Linked DNA regions of Mus musculus: region 1 is linked to region 2. The links are chromatin loops, found by intact Hi-C in ENCODE. Cell type or tissue: left cerebral cortex. All regions are shown on one strand.

What was found. Peaks named below come from ENCODE experiments on the same cell type or tissue, not always from the same donor. Only the 100,000 strongest peaks of a DNase experiment are listed, where the experiment ranks them.
Region 1: a loop joins it to region 2, with 4 times the contacts of the local background. A loop is called at or near these places in 2 of 42 quality-filtered maps.

The regions. Positions count from the first base shown.
Region 1 is chrX:7,236,914-7,239,413 of GRCm38, forward strand. All of the region lies in intron 2 of Clcn5 (chloride channel, voltage-sensitive 5), which reads right to left. It overlaps Mir500 (microRNA 500), which reads right to left and starts at 861; the gene lies at 770-861. In left cerebral cortex, no CTCF peak of the experiment used is centred here; a DNase peak (open chromatin) is centred at 1,075.
Region 2 is chrX:7,173,884-7,176,383 of GRCm38, forward strand. The region is part of intron 6 of Clcn5 (chloride channel, voltage-sensitive 5); the gene reads right to left. Among named protein-coding and RNA genes, the nearest start is that of Mir500, 63 kb to the right of the region's middle. In left cerebral cortex, no CTCF peak of the experiment used is centred here; no DNase peak of the experiment used is centred here.

The DNA of each region.
Region 1 (2,500 bases), 63 kb after region 2:
GGGATAGCATTGGAAATGTAAATGAAGAAAATACCTAATTTTAAAAAAATAAATTGGGAAAAGGAAAAAAAAGAAAAAAAAAAGAAAAAATATTCCTCCAAGGGCATGGTGAAGAAAAATAGTTGTAGGAAGAAAAATATGTACATGTGTGGGGAATTTGCACATTTGCAGGTTATACAGGCATTTGAGCTTGTACTCTATAGATATCACTATTTGAGGTCATTACTGTGTCCATGTACACTGTTGATCCAGATGGAGTTTGTTCCTAAAGGTGCTCACCAGAGACTACATGCAGTAATCTGGCCCTTATTGTCCATCCATTACCATACTCTCAACATTAAACTGAATGCCCAATATACAGTAGAAACTAGACATTGGGGAGGGGAGAAGGCAGATCTAATAGTTCTTTGTCCTTCCAGTGAATCTTTAGCTAGAAACCATGTCTGAAACAATACTCACCTCTAGGCTGTGAGGAAGTAGAAAAACATATCAGGTTTGAACTCCTGACCTCATCCTGTATAACCATACAGGACAGAATACAGAGAAAGCCTACACACTCCAGGTACCTGAGTATTTTATAAGTTAGCTGTAGAAAGAAGCCAACTAGAGTACCTGAAATCTCTTAAATAATCTGTTAGGGGGTTCCCTGGTATACATGACTCACTCAAACAACTATTTTACTCAATAGAGGGAAGGAAGGGGGAGGGGGAAAGAAGGAGGGAGGGGTAGGCTGACACACAGGGTCTCTGGTCCTTCTTGATGCAGATGAGCTCACCTTCTCTGAACCCTTGCCCAGGTGCATTGCATTGAGATAGCACTAAGCACCCAGATAGCAAGGATTAGAGAGGGGGAGCAGAGGAGAAGGACCAGGGCCTTGAGTACTCAATGTGCAGGGGGGGAGGCGGGGGGGGGAGATGGGGGGGGCGGGAAGCACTGTACTATACACCAATATGAAAGCAGAAATGAGAAGTCTTACACTTTGTGTGTTTCTGTAGATTAAAAAGTCCCATTTTGTGACTCACCATCAACTGAAAACATGGAGATGCCACTCCCTACGCATCTCTTTTGAGGGTGAGAGCTAGTCTATCTTGGGGACTACCACCTGCTCAGCATGGTGTCAGCAAATTTGTACTTGTTGGGGGAGAAATGAGAAAGCACTGATTTACAGGTAATTGCCCTTCTATAAGGAAGTAAAAGGCCCCTCTAACCCTCAAAGAGTAGAATGTTGTCAATGAGATAACATTCATATCTAGATGACAAAGACAACAGAGAGGGGGAGGCAAGCAGAAGACTTTATCTTGACGTTCATACCACATGTGTGTGCACAGGTATACTCTACGTATGAACAAATGAAGAAAAAGCCTACATTCCAATACCCTGAGCTCATTTCTAACCTCGGAAGCTATATCATGAAGAAGCTTAATCTCCATAGGCCCAGTAGACAGTAGAGCTAGCATTTCAGACAGCTTAGTTCACTGCAGCACTACCAAACATTAGGAATTCAATCGATCTGGATGACCAGAACAAAATACAAATGCAAGCAACCTGTTAAAAGAGCAAGAAAAAGAATGAGAAGTGGTGCATAGGCTTCTCCTATAAGTATGTAAGGCTCAGGGTTTGTATTTTTGCATAATCCCAGTGCACTGATAAGAGCATTCATGCAAAGCAAAATGGCACAGCCTTTAAATACCAACACTCAGGAGAGTAAAACAGGAAAATTATGAAATTGTAGCCAGCCAGACTATATTGTAAGATTTTATCTGAAAGGGAATAAAATAAATGAAATGAAAAAAAAAACATGCATGCCAGGTCTTTAACAACAGGCAAGGGTGAACAAAACCTGGGGTTTAGTCACCTATACAACAGATGTGCATTTTTAGTGTGTAAGAAGAAAGTTCAATGCACATAAGCATAGACTGCGATTATGTCTCCTCTCCTGCCTTTTAGGTATTCAGAGAACTACATCTCTACTTCCATATGTCACATGTGCATCCACATGGAAACACACACGAGACTGAGAGCTCTTACTTCCTAGCTCCCTGAATGACTGCTCTCTCAGTAGGAAAGCAAATCTCACCACACATCCCTCCTCTGGAGAAAGCTATGCTCTTCAGCAGAACACTCCTGCAACAACACATAGCACAGCATAGTGAACAGTCAACATGTGCTAATTAAATCACCTGGCAGAAGATTCATGATGACAAGGCCCACTCTCATGTGTAATCCATGCACACAAGGAAGTGTTTGAGTTGGTTTTGGTTTTGTACACCAATTATGTGTCTGTCTATAATATTAGGTACATGCCTACAGAAATCATGCTACGGTTTCTCTCTCTTTGTTGCATATTCATTTGCCCACATGCCATCATCAAGTGTGGGAATGAGAAGGCAGGAGAGACCAGCTGAGCTTCTCCCAGACAGCCTGCATGAACATACATAAGAAAGAAGGGAACTCTTTCCTCTCTAGCCCCTCACCTGGCTGGATTCTGTGATTATAAGAT
Region 2 (2,500 bases):
GATTATCATTTGTACATAGAGCTAGAGAAATGAAATGGGCTGGTGATCCTGGTCATGGGTAGAGAGTTCGCCTAGCGTATTCAAGACCCCAGGCTCAACCTTCAGCACCACAAAAGCAAAACCACCAACAAAGAGAGGGAATTAATTTCTATGGGGGAGATATATATTATACATATATATTAATTTCCTGTAGTACTATTATGCAAATATGCAAAGCGTTAACCATCGGAAGAGGCCAGATGAAGTGGTAAACATTTTTGATTATGTAACTGCCTTAAGAATAAGTGACTGGCACGATTGTTCAGTGGTTAAGGAGGCCTACTGTCAAGTCTGAAGACCTGAATTCAAATTCCAGAACACACGTGATAGGAGAGAACCAACTCCTGCAAAGTGTCCTCTGACCTCTCTACAAGCCATGGCATACATGTTCCCTCATACACGCACGGCAAGTATAGGAATCTATTTTTAAGTGTTTCCTGGAGCTGAAGAAACTCTTCGGTGGTTGCTGCTCATGCAGAGAGACTGGGTTCGACTCCTACTCCCCTCGTGAGACAGCTTTCGCTCATCCACAACTCCAACTTTAGAGGATCCAATGTTTTTCACGTCTCTGTGGGCACCAGGCACACATCTGCTGCACACATATATATATATACACAAGAAGACAAAACACTACATTTCCCCTTCCCTTCCTCCCCGTGCCTCTCTCTCTCTCAGACTTGCCCTAAAGTTGTAAGACTTCTTAAACATTTTTTGCCCAGACCTTTCTAATACAAAGAGATGTCAAGAGTAGAAGGTGGAAGTACTTGGGAATGTAAGTAAAACAGATATCTTGTTTCTTCCTTAAAACAAATCAAATCAAAACAAAACAAAAACAAAATACAGCGAAGAGTATGACAGCTCTAACCGCTAATTCCAATATTTGGAAGGATGTGATAGGACTCTTGAGAGTTCTAAACTAGACTAGGCAAGTGTGAGACTTTGTTTTAAACAAATAAAAATCCATGGAGCTACCGAGGAAGCTGAGGCAGGAAGATCACAAATTTGAAGCCAGCTAGGTAATTTATCAAGAGCCTATCTCAAAAGAATTTTAATTTATTAACTAACTTGTTTGTTGGTTTGTTCATATAGTTATTGTTTTCTTGAGATACAATCTTACTATGTACCCCTAATTGTTCCGAATATCTAGATTAACTGGCCTCGAATTTGCAGTGACCTTCCTGCCACTGACTGACAGGCATAGTCCACTAAACCCAGCTCAAAAAATTGTAACTTTTTTTTCAGGGCCAACAAGACTGACAACACAGGTTCATTCCCCAGGAATTACATGGTAGGAGAGAACTGATTCCCAAAATCTGTTCTCTGACCCACACCCACACACATACACACACACACACACACCACAGACATACACACACACACCTCACACACTGAATGAATGAATGAATGAATGAATGAATAAATAAATAAATAAATTTAAGATTTTAAAATGTTTGTTTGTTTGGTTTGTGGGGATTTTTTGTTTTGGCCTTTTGGGGAGGTTTGTTTGTTTGTTTGTTGTTTGCTTTTCAGATAAGGTCTCAGGCTGCTCAAGAATGTAGTCAAGAATGACTTCCAACTCCTGCTCCTCCTGCTCCTCCTTCTCAAGTGTGTGCAACCAACTCTGGCTTTCATGATGAAAATATTTCAAATACAGGAGATAGAAATCAGTTCTACATATACAAGGCCCAGAGTTCAATCATGAGTACACAAAAAAGAATATATATATATATACATATATATGTGTGTATGTATATGCATATATATATATACATATATATATTCCATTTTTAAACCATTGTTTCTGGAGGTAGAAAGACAGCTCAGTGGTTAAGAACATTTGTTGTCCCTACAGAGGACCAGGGTTAGATTCCCAGTACCTACATGATAGCTCATGGCCATCTATCTGGAATTCCAGTTCCAGAGGATGCAAAGCATTCTTCTGACCTCTGTGAGCACCTGGCACACATGTGATGCACATACACACATGCGGACCAAACATTCATACACCTAAAATAAGTAAATCTAAACGAATAGTTTAAAAACCATTGCTTACATCTAATTTAAAAAATTATCCCCAACATTCAGGAACAAAGTCAGAACAGTGTTTTGTACATTCATCCATCCGACAATTTAACGAGACTGCAGTTTGAGAAACATCCACGTCTTAGTTAGGATTACTACTGCTGTGATGAAACACCACGACCAAAGCAAGTTGGGGAGGAAGGGAGTATTTGGCTTACACCGCTACACTGCCACATCGCTGTTCATCCTTCACAGAAGTCAGGACAGGAACTCAAACAGGGTGGGAACCTGGGGGGAGCTGATGCAGAAGCTGTGGAGGCTGCTGCTGACTGGCCTGCTCCTTATGACTTGCTCAGCCTGCTTTCTTATAGAACCCATGACCGCCAGCCCAGGGATGGCACCACCCACAATGGGCTGGGCCCTCCCCCATTAACTAAGA